Regions from separate parts of the Homo sapiens genome. Here region 1 is linked to region 2. Evidence: chromatin loops called from intact Hi-C (ENCODE). Cell type or tissue: Calu3. All regions are shown on one strand. Each heading gives the region's core, and the rest is flanking DNA. Links, peaks and the distances in the headings are about the cores only. Region 1 has its middle 28 kb from the start of LINC02476. Region 2 overlaps KCND2 (potassium voltage-gated channel subfamily D member 2).

The links. Peaks named below come from ENCODE experiments on the same cell type or tissue, not always from the same donor. Only the 100,000 strongest peaks of a DNase experiment are listed, where the experiment ranks them.
Region 1: a loop joins it to region 2, with 8 times the contacts of the local background. A loop is called at or near these places in 22 of 110 quality-filtered maps.

The regions. Positions count from the first base shown.
Region 1 is chr7:119,929,061-119,941,151 of GRCh38, forward strand. No RefSeq gene overlaps it. Among named protein-coding and RNA genes, the nearest start is that of LINC02476, 28 kb to the left of the region's middle. In Calu3, for the core only: a CTCF peak has its summit at 6,507; no DNase peak of the experiment used is centred there.
Region 2 is chr7:120,548,462-120,560,552 of GRCh38, forward strand. All of the region lies in intron 1 of KCND2 (potassium voltage-gated channel subfamily D member 2), which reads left to right. Among named protein-coding and RNA genes, the nearest start is that of KCND2, 280 kb to the left of the region's middle. In Calu3, for the core only: no CTCF peak of the experiment used is centred there; a DNase peak (open chromatin) is centred at 6,700.

The sequences.
Region 1 (12,091 bases), core at 2,799-10,798, 620 kb before region 2:
CTAGGAAGTAACTAACTTGCTTTTGATTTCACAGGCTCATAGGTAGAAGATACTTGCCTTGTCTTGGATAAGACTTTAGACTGTGGACTTTTGCGTTAATGCTGAAATGAGTTAAGATTATGGGGGACTGTTGGGAAGGCATGATTGGTTTTAAAATGTGAGGACATGAGATTTGGAAGGGGCCAGGGGTGGGATTATATGCTTTGGCTGTGTCCACCCAAATCTCATCTTAAATGCCCACGTGTTGTGGGAGGGACCCAGTGGGAGGTAATCAAATCATGGGGGCAGGTCTTTCCCATGCTGTTCTCATGATAGTGAATAAGTCTCACAAGATATGATGGCTTTAAAAAGGGGAGTTTCCCTGCACAAGCTCTTCTTCTCTTGTCTGCCACCATGAGAGATATGGCTTTCACCTTCCACCATGATTGAGTGGCCTCCCCAGCCATGTGGAACAGTAAGTCCATTACACCTCTTTCTTTTGTAAATTGCCCAGTCTCGGGTATGTCTTTATTGGCAGTGTAAAAATGGACTAATACAGGGAATTATAAGCAATAGCATCTAACAAAGTTCTAATATCAAGAATCAATAGGAAACAAACAAAGCAATATGTGAAAAACAAACAACCCCAATAAAAAGTGGAAAAAAATACATGAACAGACACTTTTCAAAAGAAGATTTACACATGACTAACAAGCATAGGAAAAAATGCTCAACATCACCAGTCATTAGAGAAATGCAAATCAAAACCACAATAAGGTACCAACTCACACTAGTCAATATGGCTATTATTAAAAAGTCAAAAAAATAACAGTTGCTTGCAAGGTTGTGGAGAGAAACAGAATGTTTATACACTGCTGGAGGGAATGTAAATTAGTTCAGCCACTGTGGAAAGCAGTTTGGAGATTTCTCAAAGAATTTAAAACAGAACTAACTTTCGACCCAGTAATATCATTACTGGGTGTATATCCAAAAGAATATAAATCATTCTACCACAAAGATACAGGCATGCATAGTATGCTTATTGCAGCACTGTTCACCACAGTGAAAACAGGGTATCAACCAAGATGCTCATCAACTGTGGATTAGATAAGAAAAATGTCGTACATATGCCCCATGGATTGCTATGCAGCCATAAAAATGAACAAAATTATGTTATTCGCACCAACAAGGATGCAGCTGAAGGCCATTATCCTAAGCCAAATAAGACAGGAGCAGACAACAAAATACCACATGTTCTCATTTATAAGTGGGAGTGAAACATCCAATACATTTGGATTCAAAGTTGAGAACAATAGATAAGGGGGTCTATTTGGGGGTGGAGGGTGAGAGGAGCATGAGGATTGAAAAACTACCTATCAGGTACTATGCTTCTTACATGGGTGATGAAATAGTCTCTGCACTAAACCCCAGTGACACACAATTTACTCATGTAACAAAACTGCACATGTAGCCCCTAAACTTAAAATAAAAGTTGGAAGGGGCCAGGCATGATGGCTCACTCCTGTAATCCCAGCACTGTGAGAGGCTGAGGCAGGCTGATCACCTGAGATCTGGAGTCTGAGACCAGCCTGACCAACATGGAGAAACCTCATCTCTCCTAAAAATACAAAATTAGCCAGGCATGGTGGCACATGTCTGTAATCTCAGCTACTCAGGAGGCTGAGGCAGGAGAATTGCTTGAACCTGGGAGGCGGAGTTTGCAGTGAGCTCAGATCGCGCCATTGCACTCCAGCCTGGGCAACAAGACAAAACCTCTGTCTCAAAATAAATAAATAAATAAATATAAAAGTCAGAAGGGATAAAAACAAACAAAAAACAAAATTAAAGAAGACCTGACTTCTGACTTAATAGCTTTTCAGCAGTTTTAAATCACTTTTTTGTGATACTCATTTTCCTAGCTTGTAAAACTGGAATAAAAAATGTCTTCTCTACCAGTTTATTATTATTTTTTGTGACACCTACAGGAGTCCATGAATGTGATTGTACTTTATAAAATGGCAAATACCATTTAGATGTGAGGTACCAACATAAAGTTTAAAATACTACCCTAGACAATTAGTACTAGGCATTATTAAACCCTCAAAACATTTTTTTCTCATTAATTAGATTCAATTTCACATATTAAATAGGAATATTTACTAAGTTTGGGAGCTTTCTTTCTTTCTTCCTTTATTTTTTCTTTCTTCTTTTCTTTCCCATATCCTTGCCTTGAATAAAGAAATAAGTGTTTCCTTCCCAAGCCAACTCATGCTGAGTGCACAAAAATTGTAATGGATTTTGAGGATGCCCACAAAATTTCAGGCATCTGTCTGTGGCTCATAAGGCCACTGCAGAGTTGCCATGGGAAAAAGTGTGGTGAGTACATTCTTGAGAGAGCCTATCATGTACTCCTGGAAGACTGTGTAATACTGCGGGTGAAGGGGGCCAAAGATGGAGCCACTTTTCCTCCTTTTGGAATGGCAAGAATACATACTGGACAAAGGACTGTGTGTATGTCAAAGAAAGTAGCTGTACTTGGGCTCTCTTATCAGGGCTCCATGTTGAAAGGCTCATCACCAGGGAAAGGGTCCCCCCACAGCTAGAGATTGTGATAGATACTGTGGAGAGTGAGATCTAGAGGTAGTGCTTAGTAAGCAGTCTCAACCAGGAAGATTGTTCATATCAGGGCAGTCTTCAATGGGGGAGCTCCTACAGAGCCTCTGGAAGAAACCACACCTATGTTCCACAAGAAAGTTAAAATTGGAATGCATATCAAAAAGCAAAACATATGTAGTTTTTATATCTCCTTTTACCTTTCTTTTTCCTTGGCAAATGAAAAAGAGCAAAATAATATGTAAGCTGAGAGAAGAGAAGAGAAAAGTAAAGAACGAAAGGAGAAATTGATTCTCTTTCCTAGTGCTGATATATCTGACAACAAATCAAGTCTCTCAGATAAAGTAAGGCACTAAGCATTGAGTTGGATATGTATGTGATCGAACTGATGGTTCAGACTGCAGTGAACGTTTTAAATTACAAAGTGAATTTTGATTATTAGAGGGATATCATTCTTATTAGTGTACGTGAATAGACAACTTAAGAATAAGCCCAAGATGTCATCAAGAGACAGGAAATGTATACTCAGGAAAACTCGTTTGAAGGGGCAAAAATTAAAGATATTTATTCTGTAAAGTTCTAATTACTTATGATATTTACTACACACATGTTTTAGATTTCTTATCATCTTTTCTTTTGTTATACTTTGACTTGTCATTCTAGGGCATTTTCTCAGTTTTAACTCCCACATTATTGATTTCATTTTCTCCAATGCAAATTATGTCATATATTGGTTCCTGTATTTTGATTTTTATAGAACCTCATTAAAAGAATAATGTTTATAAGGTATCATCCAGATACCTTATAAACAGAAACTCAACACACACACACACACACACACACACACACACACACACACACACACACATATTATTCTTTCATTCCTATTGGGAAGATAAAGGTAAAAACATGCCATATAGATTAATTTGCAGAATTATTGTAATGTTAATATATCTAGGCCGTTGTCTAGACTAATTAAAAAAAATGAGGGGGACAAAAGGAAATTTAAATTAGCTAGAATAACAGAAATGTAACAATAATGATTATGTCCAGTTTGATTAAATCTTGAAAAATTCAACTTAGTTTGCTTGTTTGTTAGATTTATTACTAAGTTATACAAGGCAGTAAAGGGTATTAGAAAATAACTTAATTCTATCATATGCCTAATTATATTAGCTACTCTTATCCACTATATAATGATTAATATTCACTGATAGTTGTTTTAGATTAATGACTAAGTGAATTTATGTCTGTTCAACATAATCGATGCTATACAACACATAACATTTATGTTAACATTTGAATCATATTAATAGTTATCAATGGAATTAATAGCATTTTTCTTATAATTAGAACATGCAAAAGCTCCTTCCTTGCTTATAGGAAAGCATTATCAAACCAATAGCTTGTCATTAACAATGTTAAATATATAAAATATTAATAATATATAGCAAATTGTTTACATGATAATTTTTTTTCATTTGAAGCAACATAGTGTTTGCCATTTGAATGATATTAAAATACAAAAAATGCTAAAAATAAGCAGTATAAAAAAGGTTTGTACTTAAGGAAAAATGCAAAATTTGAAAAATGCTGTTTCAGGCAAAGATTGGGATAAAGAAAAGGATGAAAAATATATAAGCTAAAATCTAGAAATCCCTTGGCAAAGAAAGACAGGCTCAATATTTAAATAAATCAGGAATAAACACAACTTGTCACAAACAAGTGACAAGGATAGAATTCAGCAAAAAATTTTCATTATGTCTAAAAAAATAATAAATACAGTCTAATAATTTAAGAGCATATTTCAGTCCTTCTTAAGCTTTAGTCAAATACATATGGTTTTAAGTGTCTTCTTGGTTTTACATTCAGAAGCACTTCTCTTCTATAAAACATGCTTGTTTATGCATATAAATACATATTTTTAAGAACTTATGGCGACATGTGTTCAAATATCGAATAGTTAATATATACATATATTTCAAAAAGAATTGCACTGAGAGATTTAAATTACTTTAAAATCGTCATGCTTACTGGAAGTATTGGGCATTTAAGTCAATCTGTAATTTTTTATGGTAATATAATTAGTATAGAAAGTTTTTAGGTGCAATGAGAACTTGTATTGAAGAGCACTATAATATAATAAGGTGTCTTTTCACCTATGTATTTAATACCATGTGCATGAGTTATATATTTAATGTCATATGCATATCGGTTTTACTATCTATTTGAAAAATAATTATGCTTTTAGGTGGCATATTTGCCAAGATTCTTTTCATTTTGGCATTTCTAATCATCCTGGAGTTTTTAATGTATAAAAATTATTTTTCTTTCATGTTGTAGATTACATTCAAATGGTATCTTGAACTAAATTATTAACAATAATGGGCATTTATGGAGATATCACTCATACATGAAATAAAATAGATTATTTTAGTCTTGCCATATCAGCACTGGTACTTATTCAAAACCATTATGCTTTTTCCTCCTATTAAAATTGATTACTTTGAATTTGAAATTGAGTATTTAAAGACTTAAAGAGGAAGGGCAGCAATATTCTTGATTATGCCACGGGGTGAGGGATTCAGTCCTGAAGGAAAATACTGAAGTTTCTCTATAGTTAATATCTCATCATGGAAAGTAAAAGCACTTGAAATTTTTGGACCAGGATGCAGAGAAACACAAAACATTTGCCAAAGATATAAGCAAAGCTTATTACAAGGTTGGGTTCATTGATAGTATTCACATTAATTTCTGCTGCAGAAAATAAGAGTGTCTTGAGAGCAAGGGCAAAGTTGCCTCATAAGGAGTTTTTCTTTTATTGTGTGAAAACTGCTTCAATACTCAAAGCTTAAGGGCATTTTGCTCTGGCATCACTTTGAAAATGCTTCCTTCTGCTTCAGTTACCAGAGGACGCCTAAGCTGATCTTGAAAGTGTTTACAGACATTGTTCTCATGTTCACAATTTATCAAATGCTTTTGGTGCATTACTAGAGATCTAGGCAACCTTTCAGTGCAAAGGACCATGAAACTACTCTTTCCCTAAGTTTTATAATAGCTTCATTATCTTTATTTAATGTTTGTGTAACTAATGAACCCCTAAAAATAAAACCATAAAATAGCATGATTGATCATTTGACTTAATGAGTTAATATAACAGAGATTATAGATCCAAATGAAGATTGCAGTTTTGCCAATAACTTCTAAAGAATTTTTGAAGTGATCTTCAAATCATGTCAAATATCCTTTATCCATCTTTATTGGTGGTAAATTTTGCTTTTGGAAAGAGTTGCACTAAATTAGGGGTCAAACTAGTGAATAAGTAAACAATTAAATAATTACATTTCAGTGAAAAAAATAGATTATAAGCTAAGAGGTGTATTTCCATATCTGTTGCAGGTCTGTATTCTGTCGCTGAAGAGAGTGAGGATAATTCAGATGACCCTGAGCGCCAAACAACTCAACGGTGTAAAAATAAGGCACAACCCCTGGAACTTTATAATACAAGTCATAACACAAATGAGACCTGGGTCATAAAGACCCAAAAGGAAATCAAAGAGTAGTCACAGCCCTGTGTTTGTTGCCAAATAATGTGTAAACCTTCTATTAAAAATGCTCAGTGAGTAGTTGTATTGAAATGAATTGGATTGAGACAAAACAGTATTTTCTCTCCAGAGAGAAAATTAGTATTGATTCACTTTCTCCTTGAATTATTTTCTATTAAGAAATGTATAGACAAATAAGATAAATTATCTCTTTTTGCTTATAAAATATTGTATTGGAACTCCTCATCCAGATGAATACTAAGGGGATCTTTCATAGTTCTTAAGATAAAGATTATTTTCACTCTCTAGGTTTCCACGGTATTCATTTGGGTCTATTTATGTCATTAGAGTACCCTTCTTGTTTTTACCCAAAGTCCGTATCATAAATGACTGTTAGATGTTCTGTGAAGAATACCACAAGATGGCAGTATTTCGGAAATGAATCCTTAGATTACTTCTGTATCCTATCTAAAATAACATAATAGCTTTGGTTATATTTTTAGGGACTAAAAATATTCAGTTGTCATTTCAAGTGATTAAGAATTAATGATAGTATAAAATCTGTTTAGTAATAAGTTGTTTCCTTTAAGTAATATAACTATCAGTTTGATTGTTCCAAAACATTAGTAAGCTTCATCAACATATAAATGAGTTGAAGCTAGAGAATTGTCAGTAGATTCATAAATCTCATAATTGCTTACATGTTGGTCTATAACTATAACCATACTTTTAAATTGTTTGAAAAAATAACTCATCCTAAAAGACGTCAATTATATTTTGTTTCTGCATGATTGTTTAATAACCAGTTTTAGAACAAGAAATATAAATTAGCAATTACACATATTAAGTACATCATTTATATTTTTCAAAACAGTTCAGGTTTGGATATCATCGAGCTTCTCAATTTTAATTACTCTCATAAAACTCCAAAATGTTGCTTTTAAAAGAGAATATGGTTTTAACCAAAGAAAATGCTTTCATTTCAGATTTATAAGTATGTAAAATGCAGAGGGTAGAAGGCAGAAGGGTAGCAAATAGCTTTGAAATAAAAACTGTTATTCTCTTAATGCCTGATTTTAATTTCCAATTATCTGCTCAAAATTTTTAGAAAAAAATATTGCTACAGAATAGTCTAATAGTTGATAGAGCTACATCTGGGTGATGCTAATTATTTTTCTGGTGCCAAGACTCCTAGCTGTTGAAAAGTTACCAAAACTCATGGAAATATAATCCCAATATTTTAAATATTGTAAAAGTAGTACCTGTTTCTTAATACCCATCAATATTTAATAGAATATTTCATAATGCAGAACTTGACTTAGGAAGAAAACAAACCCCAAAATTTCTATTTGTCAGTGAAAGCTATTTTTAACCAAAGAAAAGAGAAGATATAAAAATGTATTTTCTAAAATAGTATTGCCACTGAGTTATAACAACTTGAATAAATTTCATTGAATAAACTGTAAACTATTTTGTGATGTCTTGCCAGAGGTAGTACTGTGTTTCTTTTGTTTGTTTGTTTCAATTACTTTACCTCTCTGTTTGCATTAGTTATAATTATCGATATAAATACATGTTAAAAGTTTCAATTTTGAGTACAGCTGTGTAATCTGCTGCAATGTTAACCCAAGTACAGAGTTTGCATGCTTGCTAGGGTTTTGTTCCATGATATGATGTAATAACCTCTCTATTGTCCCTAATTTATCCCAGCAGTCATCCCTTGTGCTAAAATTGGTTGTATAATATGAATACCTTGAGGTTTGTATTCAGAAAATGCTAGTTAAAAGTGTACCCCTCTGAGTAAGATACAGTTAAACTACAAACATCTGGGAAGATGTAATCAGAAAAAAAGTTTAATACTACAAGATAGAGCATATCATGTACAGTGCGTCATACTTATTGGTGCAGATGTTACTCATTAAGCAGATGTCATACTTAACATACATGATTTTCTCCGCCCTAAAAAAACTAGTAGTTATCCATCATGAAAGAGATGCACAGGGTAAATTAGATCCTTAGAACAAAGAGCTGAATATCCCAAATAAAGACATTAGACATTTTTAGTACATATCAAAGGGAAGCAAGCATTCTGCCATTCTTTCAGTATTTTATTATTAAAATTTAACAAGCATGAAGAAGTTTGAAGACATTTTGAGAATTTTGTGCTGATAATTAAACACTCACTTTTTAGATTTGACAATTAAATTTTTATACATATTATACATCTTTCCACCTTTCCATTTCTGTAATGATCAGTCAATATACCTTATTGTGTATTTCAAATTAAGTTGTTGATACCCATATACTTTCTTCCAAATATTTAAGCATGCATATTATCAACTAATGTTTAATATTTGTAAACTGCTTAGGTAAATTTTATACACAACTGAATGCACAGATCTTAATTGTAGATGTCTCAGATATTCTGGCCAATGCATTCACCTGTGAAATCCAAACATTTAACAAAATGTAAAATGTTACCATCGCCTGAGAAATTTCCCTCTTGCTCTTTCAAAGTCAATACACATTCTCACCACCCCAAGAACAATGATGATTCTTTTGAATTTTCTCTACCATAAATCAATTTTGCTTTTTCCAGAAACTGAGAAAAATAGAAATAAACATTATGGTAAACATTATGTGTTATTCTATATAATGGTTTTTCATTCAACATAATATTTTTGAAATTAATATTTGTTGCTGCCTAAATATTTTATTCTTTTTTATTGCGTAATAGTATTCCATTGTATGAATATGCAGCAGATTTTTAAAAATCTATTTCCACACTGAATGACTTTCTGCTGTTTCCGGTTTGGAATGAAGCAATTATGAATAAATCAGCTTTGTTTTTTCACGTTTTTTAAAATTTTTATTCCCCTGAGCAAATATCAGAAACTGAAATTGTCAAGAAGAGGTATGCTAAGATTATAAGAAACTATCAGGCTTTTCGCCAAAAGTTAAGATGCTGAATTCAGGTCCAGCTAAGACGTCATAGATTCATTTCTCCCTGTTCCTCCCCTTTAAGTACGATATAAAACCTGTGAATAATGCAAGAAGTAACCAAAAGAACTCTGCAAGGTGGTAAGGGAAAGGCAAAGTGGTTTGGAATACCAAGACTGAAGAAAGAACACAGTGCTAGGATGTTGTATGTGTCTCCACTAATAGAAGGGGAAGACTAGGTCTGGCATTTCCCAGTTCCCAGCCTAGGAAGAGCAGGCAGTACAGATTGCCTTATTCTTTCCTCTTACCCAACGAAAGTCATCTGACAACAAGCAGTATTGTATCACCATCAAGGAAAATCAGAACCTATTACCAACAAGCAACCATAGGAAGTACTCTCTTTTCCTGCTAGATCTGAACCTCCCCTCCTCCCCAGCCACCCCTTCCCCTATGGCCTTCCCTCATTGAGAGATACCACAGCAGCCAGGCAGCAGAGTAAAAAGAGACTAGACCAAAGCAACTGGAGAAATATGCTGGATCCATAGATTGGAACACTAATTATGATTATGGTGTTGATTCTTTCAGGCATAATTAATGGATTCAATGCCATTTCAGTCCAAATTCCAGCAAGTTACACTATAGATATTGACAAACTGATTCTAAACAAGATTCTAAACTGTAAAAATGCTTATCTATGTACAGCAAAATGAATATATATATATATCTTATATGTCTCATAAAAATGAGCTCAAATACACAATAGACCTAAATATAAAAATGAAAACCACAAAAACCTCTGCAAGGTGACATAGGAGCAAATCTCGGCGACAATGTGTTTGGTGATAACTTTTTAGATATAACACCAGAAACACTATCCATGAAAGGAAAAATTGATGTTAGGCTTCATTAAAATTTAAAAAATTTTTGTTCTGCAAAAGACAGTAGTAAGAGATTGAAAAGACAAGCCACAGACTGCAAGAAAATCTTTGCAAAACACATAGGTGATAAAGGCCTGGCATCAAAAACATACAAAGACCTCCAAACTCAACAATGAGAAACAAACAATCCAATTTAAAAATGGGCAAAATGTCTAAACAGATACATCATCAAAGAAGATATCATTTTTCTTCTAGGATTGCAAATTAAAACAGCAATGCCATAATAACCTACTAGAATGGTGGCTGGACTGGAGATAGAGTGGGGGTTGGAGGGGTTGGAAGTGTGGCCGTAAGGGCAGCATAAGGAAACCTTGTGCGGATGTGAATGTTCCGTATTTTGACCATATCAATGCCAATATACTAATTGTGACCGTGTACTATAGTTGTAAAAGATGTTACCAATGCAAAAACTGGTTAAAGTGTTCATAGGATCTCTCTACTTTTTTTTACTTACAACTGTATGTAAATGTATAATTTTATAATTAAATATGTATTTATTTTTAAACATATGGACCACAGTAATTCAAAACAATTTGTAAAAGACCTTTCCTTTTCCATTTGAATTGTTTTGATTTATTTATTGAAAATCAAATGATTGTATAAGTGTAGGTCTATTTCTGGTCTTTTTCTTCCATTGATCTATTTGTCGATCTCATGTAAGTAACACACTCATTATGCTAAATGTATAATAATTCTTGATGTCTAGTAGTGCAAGTCCTTCAAATTTGTTCTTCTTTATAAAGCTGGATTTGAACTTTCTAAGTCCTCTGCATTTCCATATTTTAATGGGGGAATATCAATTTCTTAAAACAAACCTAGTGTTATAATGCCTGAGACTTTTTATAGATCAATTTGGGAGAAATGGCATCTTAAATCTTCCAATCCATAAATATGAAAATATTCCCAATAACACTTAATTTCTCTCCACAGGGCTTTGTATCATTCAGCATAGTAGTTTTACTCCAATTTATTCCTAAACTTATTTTCTGGAGCTACGATGAATTACTTTTTTATTTTCAAATTGTTCATGCTACTATATAAGAATTTACCTAATCTAAAACTTTGTTATATTTACTTATTATTCATTTAGAGTAGTTCTTCTTTAGGTCACTTAAGGTTTTCTATGAAAGCAATTATGTCATCTGCAATTGTCCACTGCTGTAAAGGCTAGGACCTTCAGTAAAATGTTGAATAGAAATGGCAAAAAACAGATGTCTTTCTCCTGTTCTTGAGATTAGAGGGAAATATTTATTATTTTATCATTAAGTATAATTTTATTTGTATAAATTCCAAATAACATTTTTAATTGTCTTCAATAGTTATAGTATATTTTCTTCTATACTTAATTTTCTGAATATTTTAACCTAAACTGATGTTGAATTTTTTCAAGTGATTTTGCTTCATTTATTAAATGATTATATAGCTTTTCATCTTTATTCTGTGTATCTGGTAGTTAGATAGGTTTACTTTTTAATTTAAAACTCTTTTTATGTTCTTGGAAGAAATTTCTGTCATGGTCTACAATTATTTTTATATACTGTAAAATTAATGTTTTAAATATTTTGATAGAATTTTTCTATATTCATGATAGATACTAGTCCATAATTTTCCTCTTCATTTGTAATATCTTTGTGAGTTAGTATTAGGTATATGGTATCTTCAGAATAAGTTTAATGATGCTTACTCCTCTTTTATTTTTAAAATACATGTGTGTCTTCTTATTTATTAAATATTTGACACAAATTACAAATTGCTGTAAATTGTTGTTTCCCTCTTTTCAAAAATCATTATTTTGCATTGCCTAATGGACAATGTCTGAAAACCTTGATTTCATGTGTTTACGCCCGTATTTTTTGTTGTTTCAGTCAGGATTGTAAATTCCATCCGTAATACTTCACTTCGTCAGGAGCAGATATCCTTGTTTGCATTTTTTTTCTCTTTTAACTAGCTAATAGGCTTTTTTCTGTGCTTTTTTCCACTAGCTGGTAGATTTTTCCCCCTTTCTGGTAAAGTTGGAAATAAAGCCTGGAGCTAAAGCTTACATGAGCATACTGTTAATGCATGAGACTTCAATTT
Region 2 (12,091 bases), core at 2,264-10,263:
TGCCTCCTCAAAAAATGGCCTTCCCTCCAGCCTGCCAGGGTAATCACCTGGCCAACCTGGAATCCCCAAAGGGATTGATTTCTTCTCAATCAAACAAGGAAGGTCTTGCCTCCCAAAAGCTCTCAGTGCAAAAAGAGGATTCCACGACAGTACCCAGCAGTACAATGTGCACATTTCATATTTGTCAAATGAATGAATTCAACAGAAATGAAAGAACAGGGGCTCTTGTAGCTTTCCCTCAGGAAGTATGTTATCAGATTCAATCACCTTACCACAGCCTGATGAAGGGAAGTGATACACACATAGCATTTTAGTGAGTTGCAGGGAGGAAAATGGAATTGTTATTGGTGGCGTATCCATGGCTGATGAAGACTGTAAAAAGGGATGGACCAGAGAGGCTGACAAGGCAGATGCTGAGCATCATACAAAAGTGAGGGATACACTTTGGGACTGACCAAAGAGAGGTGCATAGCTCATTGACTCTGTGGCACCATTTTTGTTTCAATGCCTGTTTCTGTTTGGCTCTAGCATTTAGATGTAATCTTTTTATTGGACTTTGGATTCAAATAAAAGTACTCTGATGTAGGAATTGAATCTTAACAAGATTGGTATCTGAGTGAAACTGACCCCACATCCATTAAGATGTCAGAAGCCAGAGAAACAAGGGCTGACCCTTTTGAAGAGAAAGCAGAAGTTGCACATCGGATTTAGATGTGGAAATTTTGAAAGGAAGACACATTCAAACTGTATTATAATTGAGTGATGTTGGAAATTAGCAAGCATGCCATTTTAAGGGGGACCTCTATCGTGTTATTGGATTTAATAAAACATTACTTTCTGCTCTACAGATCAGTCACAAGGATTTATAGAAATTAGCTATTTTCTATTGAGGACATAGATGAAAGATGTAGAAAAATTGAATGTGAGGTGAAAGCAAGAGAAAACAGAAAGGTGAAGAGAGTCATTTTCTCTAAGCATAATAACACATTCCTGCCCAGACTTCAGTCTTTGCACACTCAGTGTTTGTGTGTTGATTAACACTGCTGTAGTTTCATCTGTTATTACTTAACTGACATGTTGCTGCAAATTATAGCTAGAGCACAGTAGTGGGTTACAGATACAAATAACATTTAAAATAATTTCTTTCCTTTATACCTAGAGAAATTGTGAACTCAACAGCAGGTTTTCCCTTTACTCTAAAAGCATCCATCCTGCTAACTGAGTAAAATAGCTGTTTTTCAGTTCATGCTGAGTTTTAAATGTAATGTGTTATAAGGTGTTTATTCTCTCACCGATTAGATCCCATTAGCATTAATGGGAGTTGCCTGAACAAGTGCTCCATGAAGTAATGAAAATATCATCTTAGTATGCTTTTTTGTGTAATGCTTTATTTCAGAGAAAATTCTTTTCTTAACCTCAGCTATTGTAGGTGCCACATCATTTGTTGTACTGTCAGATTTTTTAATAGTATTAACAAAATGAAATAGAAATAGTCATAAGAGCATAAAGATAAAGGAGAGTTGGGAAGAATAGATCAAAGCATGGATAATTTAGCAATCTCCTCCAAGTGCAGAGCCAATCTCACATGTAGCTGGAGTTAGAAGCTGCCTCTATAGAGGGATTTTAGGTTCGTTCAGCACTCATCATCTCACCACCCTGCCACCCCCACTCCACGCCATAACCAATAATTACAGGTTCTGCTTGCTCTAGTGCCTTTTTTTTGGTTTTAAAACTGGAGTTAATTTTCTCTTCTTTTTTAAGGTTTGAATATCCCTAGAAGGACAGTGTATTTTCAAGATAGCTTAGTGAGGCATGCAGTGAATAGAATTATTATTTCTATTTTACCAATGGGGGAAAAAAATGAGGTAGCACAACATTCAGCGGTAAGTCAGAAATTGACCAGAGATTGTTATCTCTTAGCCCAGTGATCAGAATAAAATGGTTGGAATTGCCCATCACCCCATTTCATATTTTGCTTTAAATAAGGAGACCCACAAGAAGTGGTCAAAGGAAAGATGCAGAATTAATCATGTTCAGTTGGCCAAATATCATTGCAGGCTGATATACCTGCAAATTTTTCTAAATAGTGCTTGATGTTATTTGATTCCATTTTATGTGAAGAAACAGGAAATGGTTTTACAAGCCAGCACTTTGTAGTCAACCACAGAAGGCTCAGGCTGTTTGTATTCACACATGCTCTTCTAGGTCTCCAGGGAGTCATTTCAGGATAAAACATGCCTTCATAGCTCCCTGCCTCTAGAGCAAGAACAGTTTGCCTTTATGTTTGTGGATCCTATCAGTTTGAGAGAGAACAAATTCTGAGGGAAGAGGCAAAGTAATATGTCACTTTCATATGGACTTTCCCAAATAAGCACATGAATGGAGTTGGAAAAGCAAGCCGGAAATAGCACTTCTCAAATGGAAATACCTCATTTTAAATGATCAAATTGGAGTGTTAGGATCAGCAGTGGACATTCTCCAAAGAGAAGATTGTGTTATGTTGAAAGTCCACAATGAAAGAGAAGTAAAGAATAAAGAGAATTTGCAACTATTTATTGTAGAGAACCAACCAATTGGCATTAAAGTTCAATATAGCCTCATGGCTTTCTTTTTCTATTCATTTAGAATTTTAAATAAATGCGCAGAGCTCTTTCTTTTTATACCATTTTCAAGAGAGATTCTCTGGGGAATAAAGGGAATAGAATAGTTACTTGAAAATATTTGAACAATTTAAGAAAAAAATGATTCCCACCATTTTAAGCATATAAAAATTCTCTACTTAAATAAAGTGCTATACAATTATAAGCCATTTCTTTCTATTAAAAGTAGTTTCCTAAGAACCCCTCATAGTGAGCAGCTCAACATATGGATATATAATTCACAAGTTTTCTTTGTTTGTTCATATTTGTTCAGTCATTGGTAAATAGTTATTGTGACCTTCCTTGTGCCAGACAGTATCCTAGGTATTGGAGATATAATTTTGAATCATTCAAAGTGAGTGGAGAAAATTTGAGATTGCATTTCCACCTGGTAGTGACATTGTACCTCTGAGTCAGGGTTTTTCATGAAATGGAAATCATCACATTTTCTCAGTGCAGAGAAAGATATACTATTGCATTTGTTTTATTCCAACTTAGCTTTCATACTTAAAAAAAATTGTCACAAAATACTGTTGTAAAAGTCAAATGATTCCTTAATAGGTAAACCATGAGAGGTTCGGATTTATAGCATTCTTAACTTTCCTGCTATCAAACTGTGCCTATTTTTAAAAGTATAGCAATGTATGATAGCCACAGCCTGTAACCTGTGTATCTAGTCATTCATCCATCTAATATTCATGGGATGTTCATTTTGTGCCAGCCACTTGCTGTGCTCAGGAACTCAAGAAATGAAGATGAATGAGACAAAAGCCTTTGCCTCTAGTAGCCTCTGGAGTTATAGCACTTTCTGGAGGTCATCAGAAAAACCAGGAGACAGAATGCTAGTGCTTGTTGTTGCAATGCATTTCTCTTCTACCCTCAGGCATCAAGGCATCCCAGTTTGACAAAGAATACAGGAAACCTAATGGGAAATCAAATGAATATATCTGAGAAAATAGATTGCAATAAATGTCTTCCCCCAAGAGAAACAAAAGTATCTTATAAGAATATGCAAATCCTAGTATGAAGTTTTCCTTATAATCCCATATATGTGATTAATAGTGAGACCCAAATATATTAAAATTTCAATCATATTGTACCACAAGAATTTACAAAAGTTATTTTCTATTGGATTAAGAGAATAACCATTGTGTTTATTTACTGGATGTGAAAGAGTAACTAATAGTGAGAACAGATTTCTAAATTTCACACATTTTACAAATTAATACTATGTTTTCCTGCCACTTCTCCCTGTAGGGGAGGAAGTATATATTTTCTTTCTACCTTTCTAGTTTCTTGTCTGGGTTCTGTAACAAAATGCAGATTAACAAGAGAAAAGCATACAAATGTATTTGATATGAGTTTTATGTGACATGGGGGCCTTCTTAAGGAAAAGAAGACCTAAGAAAAACCTGAGTGTTTTTGTGCTAAGTTTGATGAAAAATGAAAACTCATGGAAAAATGTGATAGAACAAAGGAGTGTGAGCTAAGAGCAGTAACCTGAGAGAAACGTAGCAAGGCTTGTTCATCGGGATTCCTCCTGGTGTCCTTGCATCTTCAGAGATAAGGGTGCCCTTCCCCTCTGAGTGTAGGGAGGTTACCTCTCACACGAGGGTCACTCCAGGAGAAGGTCAGGGAGTCCTGCATACACCTGCAATTTCTTAAATTGATTCAGCTTGAAATAGTCACTATGCCAGGACACCATATTTTTGGGTAGCATCTTCTAAAGCCCATCACTACTCCTTTGAATGTTTCACTCTTTTGTCTATAGTTTTTAAAACATTTGTAATTTTTTCCCAGCTTTATTGAGGTATAAGTGTCAAAGAAAATTGTGTGTATTCAACATGCACAATGCGATGTTTTGCTATACATATACAATGTAATTATCACAATCAAGCTAATTAACGTATCCATCACCTCACATAGTTACTTTTTTCATTGGTGAAGACACTTAAAATCTATTCTTTTAGCAGATTTCAAGTATATAATACATTATCATTAACATGTTCCTCCTACAACCAAAAGCCTGTATTCTTTGACCAAAATACCTTTATTTCCTCCTCCCGTTCAGATCTTGGCAACCACTAATCTAACCTGTTTCTATGAGTTTGACTTCTGTAGATTCCACATCTAAGTGAGATCACACAGTATTTGTCTTTGTGTGTCTGGCTTATTTCATCTAGCATAATGTTTCCTAGGTTCATCTATGTTGTTTCAAATAGCAGGATTTTTTTCTTTTATTAAGGCTAAATGACATTCCATATCTGTAGCTGTATCTAAGATAGATAAAGAGACAAATAATCACATTTTTCTTATCCATTCATCCACTGATGTATACTTAGTTGTTTCCAAAATCTTGGTTATTGTGAATAATGTACTTGTTTTAAAGCACCACTTTGTTTTTACAACTAACTTGTTAGGTCCCTTGACTTTGTGGCTTTGTACCTAGAAGGTATCTTGCAATACCTTCTGTATACTGTGTATTTCATATACTGTTTCTGCTGCTACAGCTGCTGATGAGGTTGATAAATTATCATCTCCATCTATTTCTAAATGGAGAAACAGCTTGCATCTGTTGAGATGATTGTAGGTCATCCTGTGAGTACAGAGATTAGATCACTCAGGAAATGAAGATGATTCTCATAATACTTATTGGCTGAAGTGAGATTTTAAAGCTATGGACTGGAATTATATACAGGAGAAAACGAGATTTCTAGCAGGTTTTTACACCCACATCATATGGCTCAGAAACTGTTGTGAATTGGGCTTCCATACTAGGCATTGCTAATGTTCCTTCTCTCCCTCAAGTAAAAAGTTATTATGCAGATCAGTTAGACAAAAGCTTGGAGGTGTTCTGGGATCATCTCTTCCTTTGACTTCTTGACCTTGGTAAGCAATTCACATCCTCAAGGGCCTATATATTTAATGTACATCACATGAGAATTAAAAGTGTTTTGTCATTACTCCCATTAGGGTTAACCTATTTTCCTGCTGACCTGGAGATGATTCAAAGCCCAATCTTGGCCACAAATACACACCAAATATTAAATAGGAGTTTAGGATTCAAAAGGCAGCAACTCACATAGTAGTTAAGAAAACTTACTCAATCATATCTTTTAGTGTAAATATGATGATGTTCTTCCTGCTATTCCTGGCCAGTTTCACACCATTTCAAGTATAGGTTAGAGCAGCGGTTCTCAAACATTAACTTGCATCAGAATCACCTGGAGGGCTTCCTAACCACAGGTTGCTGGCATCCAGCCCCAGAGTTTCTGGTTTACGTGGTGCTGAGAATTTACTTTTTTTTTTTAATTTATTTTTTTTTTGAGACGGAGTCTCTCTCTGTAGCCCAGGCTGGAGTACAGTGGCGCGATCTCAGCTCACTGCAAGCTCCGCCTCCCGGGTTCATGCCATTCTCCTGCCTCAGCCTCCCGAGTAGCTGGGACTACAGGCGCCCGCCACCACTACTGGCTAATTTTTTGTATTTTTAGTAGAGACGGGGTTTCACCGTGTTAGCCAGGATGGTGTCGATCTCCTGACCTCGTGATCCGCCCGCCTCGGCCTCCCAAAGTGCTGGGATTACAGGCGTGAGCCACCGCGCCTGGCCGAGAATTTACATTTCTAACAGACTGCCAGGAGATGCTGTTGTTATGTAGTCTGACGACCATACATTGAGAAGCTCTGGATTAGAGAAAAGTCTCATAAATCTATGGACTTAGCCATAGAATTATACCGTTAGCTGCTGATTCCTCCACAGATGGTTCCACCTTTCCTTCTTTGCAGTTACCTGAGATTTCTCAATTTCTCCTAATCCCCTTTCTTCACTCCCATACTCAAAGGAAATGGATCTAAGAATGAAATATTGAAAATCTATGAAGTCCTGATTGGTCCCACATTTAGCTCTATGGTACTCTGCTTTCACTATAATCTGAATGCAAATTTAAGTATATAGTAAAGAACAATTCTGTTCTGTTATTACATCCACCCAGGGATCTGCAGGTCTTTTATCTTCTGATTCCCACACAGGGACAAGAGTGCCTCATATTCCCAGTGTCTGCTGACCCCTAGTGGCTTGTTATGCCTCCTACTACACCTAGATTAATTTTTATAAACTAAACTCATAGAGGATTTGGGTTTGGGGTGATTGTAACAGTGAATAATTCACAATATTGGCCATCATAGTCAATCTGGGGAGACAAACATATTCATATTTTTTCCTCCTTTGAATATGGTTTTTGAGACAGGGTCTGGCTGTGTTCCTGAGGCTAGTCTTGAACTCCTGAACTCAAGCAATCCTCCCATCTCAGCCTCCAGAGTAGCTGGGATTACAGGGACATGCTCCTGCAATTGGCTCTTGCTTTGAATATTCTTAATGTAAAGTAACAATTGATTGACAAAGCTTTCTACTTCTTGAAAATAAAATCTGTCAGGTCAACTTCTTGCAAATTCAGCATAGTGAGTTCTCTACAAAATCCAACTGTTTGCTCAAGATTTATTTTATATAACTGTAGAGATTAAAATCTGAGTGTAAAAGCAGACTTTATGTGGTTCCAAAGATGTAATTTAAAGACATATTTAAATAGGTACACAGTGTAAATCAAATGTGAAGATAATGACAGTTATTTCAGGGAACATTTAAGTCAGATTAAGTTTCCAATTGAGCTGCTCAATATCCCTGAATATGAACAGATCTGCCAGAAAATTTGCTGGCTATACTACAGCACAGAGTTGTTAAATGAGTATACTTATAAATAAACAAAATCCAGAGAGATATTTTCCCTGATGGACAGAAATGATTCAAATTAAACAAAATGCATTAAATATGCCATATTGCTTATATTTAAAAATTATAATTTTCAATGTTTAAAACACAAAGGAGTTTAAAACTGAGAAAAACAGTATTAGAAATGACTGGTACTTCAGTAATTCTTGAATCAAACGTAAACTTGAATTCTTGACACATGTAAGTTATTGGAGAGTACTGATTATTTATACAAATGTTTCTATGCCATCATCTTGTGTATTACTTCAAAGAGATTGATATTAGGTGAAAAATAATGCCAAAAAATCCCTCCAACACTATTTATTGCCCTTCCGTCTCTCAATGCGTCCGAAATGAGGGGCATAGAGAACACTAAAATGAATAAATTCCCCTGGTGAGCCAAAGAGAATAAATAGTCTTCACAATGAACAATCTTTGTATTAAGTGTTGGCCTGATCACCCCACAGTACAAACACACAGAAACTCTGACTTCCTACCAGATTAAGGTGACCCAGCCATTCTGCATGCATAATTACAGAGAAGAGAACTCAATAAAGAGCCTTCTCTCAAGAAGCACAGGAGAAGTCAGCTCAGGGAAGGCAGAGAGGTCTTACTGTGTGTACACTGTTTCAACATTTAAGGATCTCTCTTTAGATAGATAGATTACTAGCCAGGAATTTGCTTCCCTTTTATCCCTATTTCAAAGTATTTTTCTGGCAGGTTCTTTTAAGATCTCATCAGATATGTGGGTATAGTGCTTTACTCACTATGACATTTTACATTTTTGGGAGGCAGAATGAGGACTTGCTACTAAGACACAAGTTGTGAAGAGAGAGTATTTATTACACTTTTGCACAGAGAAACAGTATTACCTGAAAAAAAATATGTACCTGCAAATGACCTAGACTTACAATATTAATAACAGATTTACCTCTTTAAGAGACATGAAATATAAATCACTCTAAGGAATTTGTGATGCATTAACATTGCATAAAGCAGGGTTACCTTGGATGGAGATTTGTCTCTCTAGTATCTTCATTTCAGTTGGAGATTTTGCAATGTTATTCACTAATGTTTCACAAATGTTATAGTGCATATTGATAAACCAACAATGTGAATCTCTAAATATCCAGCTCTTGAAGTTTACAATCCAGGATTTTATCTCCGAACTTTGTAGGATGGCTGCTAGTCTTTCATTTTTTCTCAATGTTGCTTACTCTAATCAATGAGAAATGCTTATCAAAACATTTTGTGTGTTACTTAGAAAAAGCTATACAGATAGATTTCTTAATTGATACATAACAGATGTACATATTTTGGGGGTACATGTAATAGTTTAATACATTCAAATAATGCATAAAGATAAAATCAGGGTAATTGGGAGGTCTCTTACCTTAAATATTTATCTTTTCTTTATGCTACAAACATTATAATTCATCTTTTCTTGCTATTTTGAAATTTACAAGAGATTATTTTTAAGTACAGTCTCCCTATGATTTATTGAACAGTAGCTCTTCAAATATGTAATTAGATAGAAGAAATAAGACCTAGTGTTATAAGTATCTTTAACATCATATACAAAATGATGGTATAAAACAATTCATATAGTTGATATTTCAGTTTCACTTCCCTGCCTTTAATCATGCTGTTGGGCCCACTTGAAATATCCATTTATTTCCCTCCTCATGTAAAAAGTCAAAATTCACCTTTTCCAAGGAGTTCTCCCTAACCTGTCAACACCTATAGTTTTCTTCTTTTTATGACTGATAACATACCCACTATTTGTGCCAACAACTTTTTTACTACATTAGATCTATATTGTTAATTGATTTACAGGTCTCTCCATCTGCAGTGTAGGCTCCTTAGAAGGTTCAGAACTTTGTTTTCTATTGTTCCTGAATTCCAGCTCATGGAATGGTAACACTTAATAAGTGCTCAGTAAAAATTATCTGAATTAAATTTAATGTCAACATCCAGTGTCATCCTAGTTTGGCTGGCAGATGTAGAGACCTCTAAGAAGTAATGAGCAACTGAAAAAGAATAATTCTTACATAGTGGTTCCTAAATACCAAATTCCAAACTCCTGAAGAAATATATGATTTGAAATGTACAATAGTCCTAATTGGCTAACTTTCTGCAACCTGGCAGAGAAAATTTACAATACAGGCCTCTTAAATTTTTATTAATGTTTCCCCTGATATCTTTATTATTAATAATTTTTTCACGGATCTCCAACTTTTTCAGAGACCTTTCAAAATTGTCATACAAATTTTTATGGCATGTTTGGTTATGTTTTCATATAGCTTGAAAATCAACAACAGGATACGCCTCCAACCAATTATGATCTGATTCTTATAAGGTAAAGTTTTATTTCAGGCTTAAATAAAAGTAACTAGAAAACTCTGCAAGGGCAAGAATATAAATGGCCCTGATGAATCACAAAAGGAGAGGCGTTGCAATCATAGGTACTGGGATACAACAGTAAGAGAGAGACTACCATCACACCCTTAAATTATAGCATTCTTGGTGTTATCAGAAGCTCCAGAAACCTATTCCTTCTACACACAAACACATCCTCACCCTAACTGTTCACCCGCAGTAATGGAGGGGAACATTAATACCTTATTTTCAGCTCAGAATTAATTTTATATATCTGTGCATAACTGGATTCCAGGAAGAACTAAATGGGATCTGTAGGATGTATGTGAACAACTAATTAGCCACAAAGTTTCTTATAATATCTTCATTTGAATGATTCTTTCATTGAAAATAATGGTCTACATCCTATGGTGAAACAGATTGAGTCAGCTGTTCCCTCTCTGAGCTTTTCAAGTGGTGAGCTGATGAATTTGTCCTTTATAGGTGGGATAATTTGGGCCTTAAATTCCTGTGTTTTTTCCTTTTTAACAGTTGCCTGTTTCCTTAAAATATCTACTCTCCTTGTCTGTGTATACTCAACCTAGCCTGATGAGAAGCAAACTAGAATATCTAGGAAATTATTATATCCAACAGGGAATAATAGTATAAAAGGAGATGAATGGTCCATAGCATCATTATAAGACCCTTTGGTCTACAAATTATCTGAGTATATAAAATATTGATAAGTGAGGTAGCCAAAGTTCACAAAGTACTGTGTGTGTGTGTGTGTGTGTTTCTGTGTGTGTATGTGTGTGTGTATGTGTACGTGCATGTATGTGCATTACTGACAAGCAGACTTAAGCAGTGGTTGAAAAAAATTGGAAATGTTAATACATCCCTCAGAAGTTGAAGCACCTTTTATGAGAATATGATTAGCTCTAACTGCATAACTGTGTTCTTTGATGAAATGATAATCATACCACTACCACAAGCAAAACTTGTATTTTCTAATAATTTTTCAAATGACTTTCATGGTGATAACCATTTAACTACGACCATTGATAATAGATAGAATTAGCCGAGTGTGTTGTATTTGCCAGGCATTGTGCACACACAATCTCACTTTTCATCTACCAGACAATTCCAAGTGGTCAACAACTACACTTGCAGAGTAGTCAGTTCTTCTCATTCTGCAGATGAGAACACAAAGGCTTAGGCAGATGAGCGAAGCTTCTGAAGATCATCCAGGTAGAAAATGGAAAGGCAGAGACTCAGGGCTGAATATTAGCCACCAACTAGAGGATAGGATTTATGCTAGAGGCAGTTCTATGATCATTTGGTATCTGGTTTTAACAATATTTTCTGAATTAAAAAATTAGGAAAATAGCCTGATGGGAACAGCAATTTATACTCAGGAGGAAATGAAACAGCATGTTTGAAATTCTAATTCTATTGGATAATTATTACAATATAATAGTTTATGCTTTTGAGCACAGGGCAGATTCCAGTCTATGATACAGTGAGCTGCCATACACTAGAGTTTGGCTTTAGTTAAATGTGATCTTTGAAACATGATACATAAGTCTTCTGCATCAGAATGTGAGTTCATGAATTGATTTTCTCTTAACCAAGAGAAAATTAAGCAAGGCCTTAATGAATAGTAACTTTGATTTCCTAAGGACATATTGTGAGAAATCCACCGTCCTTTGGAGCAGAAAGTTCTCAGATGAAGGACAATGCTAACGTAAAATAGATGATTTCATGTTGTATTCAAAACAAGTTTCTATACACTGTGGTAGAACTGGAATGACTTTCCTATTTCTCTACTGAAATCATAATGTGAATGTTTTTCATAAAATAATAATTTTAAGCAAACAGCATGTTGGCCAAAATTGTTGGGTCGTTCTCAGTTAAAATTTAGCATTAATATGACTAACTCATAAGTAATTCAACATTGATATAAACACTGCTTAGTTTCCACAGAAAAATATTTTTCCAAAGTCCCAGAAATCATTTTTGCAGTTCATTTTTATTACACAAAAGCTTGCTGTATATTAATCAGCAGAAGAAATTTTAACTATTCAGTAGTTTTAAAAGGCTACATTTAAGACTTGCTACTTGAAGTGGAATGATGAATCAAATTTGATGTAAAATATTTTGCCTTAAAAAATCCTCCAATGAAATAATCAGACGGAAAAGCGACAGTAAAATGTAGAACTTGTCATTTTTAAGAGCCAATATCATCTTAAATGATAGGGATTCAGTTTCTATGGAGCCCTTCTTGGGCTCAAGTTCAACACTTTAATGTGATAATCAGCTTAAGCTAAAATTT